Linked DNA regions of Mus musculus: region 2 is linked to region 1. The links are chromatin loops, found by intact Hi-C in ENCODE. Cell type or tissue: left cerebral cortex. All regions are shown on one strand. Links, peaks and the distances in the headings refer to the core of each region. The heading gives the core; the rest is flanking DNA.

Region 1 (5,380 bases), core at 250-5,249:
ATAGAATTTTATGAAATGTAGCTTTGTAATCCTGGTTAATAAATGTCTTGGTTCAAAGTACATTCATTCACTACTAAGAGTAAAAACAGAAATGAGATCAATTTCTTCAGTCATGTTTATAATTAGTGTTGGACCTAAAATAAAAATTTAAGTCAGGAAAAGGAATCCCACTATCCAAATAGCCAGGAAATGGCTATTTACATATCTACCAACAGATGAATGGAGAATACAGAAGAAGTCCTGCACTTGGGAGGCAGAGGCAGGTGGATTTCTGAGTTCAAGACCAGCCTGGTCTACAGAGTGAGTTCCAGGACAGCCAGGACTGCACAGAGAAACCCTGTCTCAAAAAAACAAAACAAACAAACAAACAAAAAACCCAAAAACGTCCTGCTATGATGTATGAAGCTTTGTCAACTTCCCTGTGACAATCCACCTGTGCTAAATGTCATGTGTAATAACCAGGAACATCAATGAAGCTCATATAAGGGTTGGGTTTCCAGGAAAGTAGCCACTGACCCATGGCCCTGAGACACATTTTGAACAAACTGGATGCTGATATTGTCCGTCTCCAGGAGACCAGAGGGCCCAATGATATACTAACAGTGAATATTCCTAGCTGTTGTTGCGAGCAGGGACTCCTGTTTCCATATCAGCAGTAGCTGTAAAGATTGCACTGCTCCAGTGGCTGCTGAAGTCCTGAGTGGTCGGTCTGCCATCCAGAACAGGGATGTCCATTGCTTCAGAAACACAAATGAGTTCACCAAAGAGGATCTTCCCACACTGGATAGTGAAGGCCAGGCCCTCATTGCACAGTACATGGTAAGAGAAAGAAGACCTCTACCCTAATTGATATGTCCTGCCCCATGTGCATTCTGGGAAGCCTAAGAAGCTGAGGCTTCTTAAAGTCAAGTTTCTATGGGCAGATCTGAGCAGAAGCCTGCGCTAGCCATCATGTGACCATTCTCAGGGATCTGAATATGGCCCAACATCTCAGTCACTATTATGAGGCAGGCAACCTGGTATTCTTTTAAGGAAACCAGGGCAGAATTGAATAAGTAGCTTGCTCAGTAACCTGGGTACCAGGCCCCACATAGGCTATTTACCAATAGTTACCACTGTTCCTGCCAAAGCAGGAAAAGGCCTTCAACTACTGTTTGATGCTCAGTGGTAAGAGGCATCCCAACTACAACTCCTGGCTTGATTGCAGGCTCAGGCATAGGTTCCTGGTCATAAACACCTTCCAGGCCCCCATTCTGCTACCTGAAGTGATGGGCTCTGAATGCTGCCTGGTAGAAGCTATCTTGAACATGTTCTGAGTGCCAGCAAGATAGTGCCCAGACCCGTATACCCATTTCTTCCTCGAGTTTCTTAATTACTTCTTCTTGAACAAGAACTTGTGATTGGCAGTTTGTTCTGCCATCCAGCAAGCAAACCCAGGTCTAGAAGCAGCTAAACAAAACATGTTTGGGTTTAACCAGCCCTGGGAAAAGTCAGGCTGTCTCCACAAGAAGCCAGAAAAACCTGAGGAGCAGCTTCTGGCCTTCTCCAAACTTCCGATGTCATAACTGCAGATTCCAGAAGAGGATGCATTGGCCACAGTAGTATAAGAACAGCTCAGACTTTCGGAGGCTAAAGGTAAGAAGGAGGTACAGACCATGTTCTCTTTTTTTGTTTGTTTGTTTGTTTTGTTTTGTTTTTACAGAGACAGGGTTTCTCTGTATAGCCCTGGCTGTCCTGGAACTCACTCTGTAGACCAGGCTGGCCTTGAACTCAGAAATCTGCCTGCCTCTGCTTCTCAAGGGCTGGGATTAAAGGCGTGCCCCACTACTGCCCGGCCAGACCATGCTCTTGAAGACTATGCTAGGTATGGTCTCACTCATGCCCCTCTGAGAGGCCACAGAAAGCCATGTGTAGCGCATGCTGTGAAAACACTGGACCTACCCACCAAAATTCTGAATGTTTGTCTGGCTGTTGGCCTGGGAGCCCCTCCCAGGGATGTCTCCTCCAGGTCTAGCTGCTTTTTCTGAAGCAGGCTCAGGTGAAGCAGTTGAGGCCCAAGGATATGTGACATGGTCAGCCCTTGGAAGGTCCGATGCCAGCTTTTCAGTTTTGCCAGTTTTTCATCCTTCCTTCTTTCAAGGCTTCCTTTTCTTCTCTCTTTTCTTCCTTTTCCTGCCCCTCTTTCTCTTCACACCTCTCTCTCATCCTTTTCATACATAGGTAGTAGCTGTGCAAGATGCTATAACTTAAAAAAAATTTTGGGAAATGTATTTGTTCATAAACAAAATCTGTCTTTGTTTCAGAATAAAATGAAAATGTGACATAGATACACAAGGGAATTGCATATAGCTGTAAAGACAAGTGAAATGACATTTGTTGGGAAATGGGTGGGACTGGACATCGTGAAGTAAAATAACCCAAACACAAAAAACACAAAGACTGCCTGTTTCTCTCAAACAGGAAACCTATGTCCAGAATGATATGCATGCTGGGGACATGTTATCTATGTATGCTGGTCACAAAACTACAAAGGGGATTAGGAGAGAGAAGGAAGAGATTTGAAGGGACATGGGGGAAAGCAATGGCAATATATCTTACGGTTTTACTGCTGTGAGCAGACTCCATGACCAAGCCAACTCTTATAAGGACAACATTTAATCCAGGCTGATTTACAGGTTCAGAGATTCAGTTAATAATCATCAAGGTGAGAGCATGGCAGCATCCAGGCAGGCATAGTGCAGGACTGAGATTTCAATATCTTCATCTAAAGGCTGCTAGCAGAAAACAGGCTTCCAGGCAGCTAAGATTAGGGTCTTAAAGCCCACACTCACAGTAACACACCTACTCCAATAGGGCCATACCTTCTAATAGTGCCACTCCCTGATCTGAACATATCCAAACCATCACACAATAGAAAACACAGAATAGGAATAGAGAAGGGAGGCTCAGAAGGGAAGAAAGCTAACTAGCTTGGAATGGGGCAAGGGGTGAGAGGAAAAAATAAGAACATAGTTTAATGAAACCTAGTACTTTATAGTCACCTAAATATTTAATTTAAAAACAATGAAAACAAAAAGCTAACAGGCAAGTAAAAGAACCTAGGGCTGGGGCTATAGTGCAATTGATAGAGTGTGACCCTAGCATGCAGAGAACCCTGGGTTTGAGACTTAGGACGATGTAAACTACGGGTGGTGGCACACTTATCACCCTAGCAATCAGGAATGAAGGCAGGGGAGCAGAAATTCAAGGTCATTCTCTGCTACAATGAGAGTTCAAGGCCAGCCGGAATGTCGAGAGACTGTACCAAAAAAGAGGGAGGGAAGGGAGGAAAGGATTTAATCTCCTTAATCTCTTTAATTTTCTTTTCTTTTCTTTTCTTTTCTTTTCTTTTCTTTTCTTTCCTTTCCTTTTCTTTTCTTTTCTTTTCTTTTTCTTCCAGTTTTTCGAGACAGGGTTTCTCTGTATAGCCCTGGCTGTCCTGGAACTCACTTTGTAGACCAGGCTTGCCTCGAACTCAGAAATCCGCCTGCCTCTGCCTCCCAAGTGCTGGGATTAAAGGCGTGCACCACCACGCCCGGCATCTCTTTAATTTTCGTGGGACGTCTTCTGCGTTATTACATTTCCTTGGGCAATTTCAATATGCATGATTTCTCTTGTGAAATATATTTTGATCTAGCAAAAGATTATATTGGAGCCTGAAAAAATTAATTTTAATATAGCAACAGAAATCCAAACTAAAATATACCTATGCCCCTTTAGGCAAATAAAAACATGTCTTCATAAGAAACAGTGCAAGCTGGGTGTGGCAGTATACATCTGTAGTGCTGGCACAAGACAGGCTGAGGTAGGAGGACAAAAAGGCTAAGAACTAGTCTCAGAAAACTAAGCAAAAAAGAGGAAGTGGGGAGGAAGAGCACGTGGTCTCACCACCTGATGATACCACCTCATTATGAGGTGTTTTATCCTCCCCAGGAGAAACAGAACCAAACTCTCACTATCTTTAGGATAAAAATTCTTGTATTTAACAATGTATTGGGTAGCCAGGGATGATGTTGAACACTTGTGATTCCAGGTAGAAGCAGGAGTTCAGGGTCATCGTTGACTTCATAGAGAGGTAGAGTCAATGGCACCTGTGCTTTGTAGACATCTATCTTAGCACTTCCTGCACCAAAAATTATTCATCATCTATAACAAATTAATAAATCATTTCTTAATGCTAAGGAACACATAGTTTATAGTGTGTGTGTGTGTGTGTGTGTGTGTGTGTGTGTGTGTGTACAACAGGATTTCAAGAGAAGTACATAAAGTATTTGACACTTAACTTTTAAGGTAGAGAAGGTGTGGTGGTTTGCATATGCTTGGCCAAGGGAGTGGCACTCTTAGGAGGTGTGGCCTTGTTAGAGGAAGTGTGTCACTGTGGGTTTGGGCTTTAAGACCCTCATCCTGGCTGCCTGGAAGCCAGTCTTCTAGCAACCTTCAGATGAAGAGCTCTCAGCTCCTCTTGCACCATGCCTGCCTGGATGCTGCTATGCTTCTGCCTAGATGGTAATGGACTGAACCTCTGAATCTGTAAGCCAGCCCCAATTAAATGTTGTCCTTATAAGAGTTGCCTTGATCATGGTGTCTGGCCACAGCAGTAAAACTCTAATGAAGACAGAAGGAAAGACAGATATTTACAGAGGGAGCACTAGCTCCAATAGCAAAAAAGGAGTAAAACAGCAAAACTAAGGTCTAGAAAGATGGCTAGCTAGAGCAGGTGGGAAGAGTCAGAGAAATGATTGAAGATAAACTAGGAAGTCACTTAAGTGTCAGAGAAGGGATTCAAATGCCATGATACCAAGTAAAAGAATTATCTCTAAAGAAAAGGTCTTTAAGCAAAATGGTAAAATGACCTGATTGATAATTTATAGCAGTAATACTGATAAAGGATGGATTGTGGGTGCTAGAGTGAGGAAGGGAATATTAAAGATGCAATTGTAATGTTTTAAATAAGTGCTCCATAGCTTTATTTAAATGCTGTCGTTTAAGTAGAAGATAATTACCGCTTATACTTCAGGCAAACGCTAATGAAAGCCAACCCCAATAACATAGAAAATGGGAGGAAATAAAGTTGGAAAGTACTAAGATGAATTCACAGAATTTGGTGACTAATAAAATGAAGGTCTGATAGAAAAAATGATTCAAAGATTTATGCTTGGGTGACCTGATAAATTGCTGCTGCCTTTACCCAAGGAAAGTCAGGCAATGTAGTACAGTTTAGATGAGTCACACTGGAGAGAATACAATGATCTAAGCTTTAAATATATTCAACTTAAGTTGACGATGGAACAATGGGTTATAAATAATCAGAAAGCAAGTTGGGAGACGGCTCAGTGGGGAA
Region 2 (5,380 bases), core at 139-5,138, 50 kb after region 1:
ATGTACTTTTCTGTGTGTTCTATTTCAAAAGAGCAAAGGTATCATTATCATCATTTTGTTTTGTTTCAGTAAATTTCTAACAAGATGCCAGTTCCCTGACCTTGAGAGACACCCAATGATTCATTCCATGTGACTTATGTTATGAGCTTCTGCCCCACTTCTAGTTTAGGCTGATTACTGAATCTAGTTCAGGGTTATATATGGAGTCCTCTTCATCCCTCAACATACACACATACACACACAGATACACACACACACACACACACACACACACACACACACACACATATCAACATTTATATCAGTGGTTCTCAACCTGTGGGTGGTGACCCCTCTGGCACCCCTCTATGTCCAAAAATATTTGCATTATGATTCATAACAGTAGCAAAATTATAGTTATAAAGTAGTAATTAAAATAATTTTATGGTGGGGGGTCATCACAACATGAGGAACTGTATTAAAGGGTCACAGAGTTAGGAAGGGTAAGAACCACTGATCTACATCAAGTTCAATTTTTGCCAAGTCACGAAGAAGTTTAATGGTCTCTGAAGCCTTGTGACTATCCATCAGCACCAAGAGAAGTGAGGGATTCTGAGAGCATCGCGGTTCTGCTCTGACATTCCTCTTCCTCAACCTTTCTATCACTCATCAACTCTGGACATCTTATCTAGAAGCAACTGCCTGGCTTCCCTGCAGTTTAAAGTCTGCATTTGTATTTCCCAAGACGCTACACAAAATGCAAAACAGCAGCTAAAATTAGAAACAAAGGTGCTGGCAAGGCTCACTGTGTGGGGAAGGCAGATCATGCTGTGGGATAGGAAGGACTCAGAGGAGGAAAGGGCCTGGCAGGCAGCTGTGGTCTAACCAGTTTTATATCTTCAGAGACTCTGTGTGAGGTTTTTGTTCCTTAAAAGCTCCCTGACCCTGATTCATCGTAGCACATTCTTTGTGAACTGCAGTCACATTTCTTACAATTACCCAAGGTAGTTTGGTTTTCAGCATTGGGAGCTACAGCCTTGGTCTCTGTAGAGTGCTTAGCTAATGATGACTATCGAACAGAAGGCAATCTGCAGTTTTAAATGAATGCATCTGAAAACTTTTGAGAAAGTGTTGAGTCTATTTAAGAACAAGGAGCTCACATGATAGCTGGCCAGCTTCACCCCTCACATTTACTAGGTATGAGCAAATTGCCTCACAGGAGGAATACATATAATAGTACTGGGCTTGATAGGGCACTTTTCTTCACAGAGCTTATGTTCTCTCGGTGCAGAGTAACCAGCCCCACTTGGAACCATGCATACATCCCATTATAGCTGAGGAAATAGTCCGGCAGTGGTGACCAAGGGTGAAAAGCGAATGAGACAAGTGAACAGCTGCTCAGGGGTCTCCCAGGGTGGCACTGCTGGGGAGCAGGTGGAGCGCTGTTGAAATCCAGGGCAAATGGTTTGAACAGCTGCCTCCGCCCTTCCTCCTGTCATGGGAGACTACTGAGAAAATGAGATTGACCACGGGATCAAATCATAATGTTACAGAAGTGGAGGGGGCCAGGTTCATGACGAGGTGACATTTTCTTTCTGGCAGTGCTAGACACAGTGCTGGACTTTGAACATGTTAGGCGTGAACATGTGGTGTGACTGAAATTGGTCTGCATAGACTCATAAGGAGTGGCATTATTGGAGGTATGGCCTTGTTGGAGAAACTGTGAATAGGGCTTTGAGGTTTCAAATGCTCAAGCCAAGCCCAGTGGTACTGTTTCTTCCTGTTACCTGCTAAACAGATGTAGAACTCTCAGCCACTTTTCCAGCACTGTGTCTGCCTGAGTGCCACCATGCTTCTCACCACTATGACAATTGTCTAAGGCACTGAACCTGTAAGCCAGCCCCAGATAAGTGTTGTCCTTTATAAGAGTTGCTGTGGCCATGGTGTCTCTTCAGAGCCATACAACACTGAGTAAGACACTGGGTAAGTGTTCTCTGTCCGTATCCCTAGTTGGCTTCTTATTCTTCCTCCTCCCAGGCACTCACCAGATTCAGGTGCAGAAAGGTTCATATGGGAGTCCCAAAGCACAGCTTTGTTCCCAGCTCTCGTTTTGGCACAGTCATTGCTGTTAAAAGCAAGCCTATGGTTTGGTGTGGGCCATGTGCCTCCTGGACTGCCCCGTGGCCCTGGGAAACAGGCGATGAATGATTCCCATACCCACTGTGTGTTCAGAGCCTACCCTGCAGCCCCTGAGGAGGGCAGAACTGCATGGCAGCACCCAGGGAAAGAACAGCCTGGCTCAGGCACCAGAAGCAGATACTCTCAGGAGAAAATCAACTTTTCTGATATTTGTACTCAGCTCCTCCAAGAGGCTTTCCCAACACTCTTTCTCCCAATCCAAGGTGTGCACAATTAGGAAGAAACTACAGGGTGATATCCTGAGGACACCAGGAAAACTAGAGCCCAGGCTCTGTACCACCTTCCTTCCTATCCAGGATTGCTGAGAGGCCTTCTCCTCACCCTTGAACCGGCATCCTTTCTCCTTGCCCTCTACAGAAGATCAGCAAGTCATATTAGATAACTTGAACCTGACCACATTAACTTCAATACATTTTCAGCAGTTCTACTTTTTGAGTCTCATTCCAAAGTCCAGGGGGAAATGTCTGCGTGAAACTCTCAGGCACGAGTAATAATACAGTGTTGTTATAATTAGTGCAACAGGGAGGGAGGGAGTCATGCCAGCCCTGGGCAGGGCTCTGGTGGGCTGTGTGGGAGGCAACTGTCAACAGCTGTGGAGGAAAGCCTGTTTATTGTCAGCAGCCAGGAACAGAGAATCAGACAGACTCGGTCTCCAGATCACACCCACCCAGCTGCAGACAGCGGCTGTTGCTGCAGACATTGCATCCAACTGCAGGGTCTTTACTTGGGGATAACTCAGCCCACAAGGAAACAAAGGACGCCACCAAACAGCTGGGCAACTTCCCAGGGGGCCAGACAACCACACATTACCATCACAAAAGTACAGCATAGAATGCCCACTCCCACAGATGAAATCAAGCACCCAGAGCCAGCTCGAACTCCACACGTGTTCACGTGCAGCCATTTTGTGAATGGTTACATTCACCCAACACACACTGCAAACCTCTAGTGTGGGGCTGGAGACAAGGCAAGCACCAAGACCCCTGCTCTCATTGAGTTTACAGGAAAGTTAACTGCAATTAGATTGGTTATCATGTCACAAATGTTAGGGAAAGGTCCAGGAACCATGCACTCAAACAAAATCTAAAATGACAAGAAATAAGTACCTGATAGTGAACGACCACTGAGGGATACTGTGAAGTCCATGCTATTAGGGTCTCAGAAGATGCCAGCCTCAGGCCATCTCATCTTCTTCCTTTTAGCCTTCAGTCAACATCTGCCCATCTGGCTCATGTTCTAATTCATTCTCAGTCTCTGGAGCAGAAAAGTCTGAGAAAAAATAATTATAACCAGAGAGTCCATCAAAGTACCCAGAATACCTTGGGAAGTATGATAAACCCACTCATGCAATGGGGCCAGGGTAATTGTACTTTGACTGTTGATCCTTAGCTTGGCTCTTCCCTTCACAATGATATTCATAAGGAATCTCTCCTGAGGGAGGTCCAGCCCTCTTTGATCTTTATATCAACAGGGTTTTGGTTAGGCACTCTCAACCCCTAGTGTTCTGCAAACTTATTTCTTTTTTTTGGTTTTTTGTTTGTTTTTTTTTTTTTCCGAGACAGGATTTCTCTGTGTAGCCCTGGCTGTCCTGAAACTCACTCTGTAGACCAGGCTGGCCTTGAACTCAGAAATCCGCCTGCCTCTGCCTCCAGAGTGCTGGGATTAAAGGTGTGTGCCACCACGCCCGGCGCAAACTTATTTCTAAGGAGACTAAAAATATATCTTTGTCCCTCAGAAGGGGCACCAAATGATATATGTACCAAAGTACAGTTTCTCCAAAATTCAACTTGGAAAACCAATGACTTTATTAGGCTTACTCACAGAGCATGGGTAAGGGGTCATTTACAGTACATGGGGGCTACTTACTGCCCCTAGAGCAGTCACACTACTGAAAGTTTCCACCAGCACAGATGGCTACTCCCCCATAGCTGCGTAGATAGAATCTTCAGTTAGCTCTCTAGTACCTCCCCAAACCATGTGTGGATGGGGCAGAAATGCATCCAGCTGAGATCCAGTAGCAGCGTGGAGTCACACTGTTCAGGTGGCTGTTACACTCACTGGATAGTATTGCACAACATCTGGCTAGAACAAGTGATGTGCTAGGCTTGGTGGCCCAAGTTTGATTGTAATTCCAGGTACTTGGGAAGTTGAGGCAGGAAGATTGCAAGTTCAAGGCCAGATTGAGAACTTTAGTGAGACCCTGTCTTGTCCTTGACTCAATATACTGTGCCATCAAAAATAAATAAATAACAGCCGGGTGTGGTGGTGCACACCTTTAATCCCAGCACACAGGAGGCAGAGGCAGGTGGATTTCTGAGTTCAAGGCCAGTCTGGTCTACAAAGTGAGTTCCAGGACAGCCAGGGCTACACAGAGAAACCCTGCCTCGAAAAAAACAAAATAAATAAATAAATAAAGCAACAAAAGAAATATAAAAAGAAAGAAAGAGAAAGAAACAAAGAGGAAGGAAGAAAGAAAGAGAGAGAGAGAGAGAGAGGGAGGGAGGGAGGGAGGGAGGGAGGAAGGAAGGAAGGAAGGAAGGAAGGAAGGAAGGAAGGAAGGAAAAGGAAGGAAGAGGAATGAGGCTCAGCAGGTACAGGGGCTTGCTGCCAAGGCTGATGCCCTAAGTTTGAGCCCCAGGACCCACATGAAGACACCTGGCTGTGACAAATTCCTCACTAACCTCCACATGCACACCATCATACACGCACACAAGTACACTAAATAAATGGTTTGTTTGTTTGTTTGTTTGTTTGTTGAGGCACAGTCTCACTATATAGCCCTGAGTGGCCTGAAATTCACTATGTAGACCAGGCTGGTCCTGAACTCACAGAGATCTGCCTACTGGGATTATAGGTATGATTTTGAAATTTTTAATAGAATGTTGAAAAGGTACTCCAGTTTTTCTGTCAGTGTGGCAATCGTGGTGGCAGGTCTGACAATAGTCTCTTCTGATCACAATATACCCACTGTAAGTCCTGATAGCAACTCACAAGGCCCTACAACTTCGGCTCCTAATTCTCTCCATTCTTCTGCTTCTAGGCTCTCCTGGCTTACTATTTAGCTCCTTGACAGTTTTCAGACAACACACCAGGAGCACTGCATCCTCTGAGAGTTCAGATGGAATTCCCATCCTTCCTGCGTTCACCCACATACTTACTCTCTCACCTGGGCCGTGTCTTCACACAGATATCATATTGACAG

What was found. Peaks named below come from ENCODE experiments on the same cell type or tissue, not always from the same donor. Only the 100,000 strongest peaks of a DNase experiment are listed, where the experiment ranks them.
Region 2: a loop joins it to region 1, with 2.1 times the contacts of the local background. A loop is called at or near these places in 4 of 42 quality-filtered maps.

Annotation. Positions count from the first base shown.
Region 1 is chr11:29,684,898-29,690,277 of GRCm38, reverse strand. It overlaps the pseudogene Gm12093. Among named protein-coding and RNA genes, the nearest start is that of Rtn4, 5.3 kb to the left of the region's middle. In left cerebral cortex, for the core only: no CTCF peak of the experiment used is centred there; no DNase peak of the experiment used is centred there.
Region 2 is chr11:29,634,502-29,639,881 of GRCm38, reverse strand. The region is part of intron 1 of Gm12092 (predicted gene 12092); the gene reads left to right. Among named protein-coding and RNA genes, the nearest start is that of Gm12092, 8.4 kb to the left of the region's middle. In left cerebral cortex, for the core only: no CTCF peak of the experiment used is centred there; DNase peaks (open chromatin) are centred at 846 and 2,753.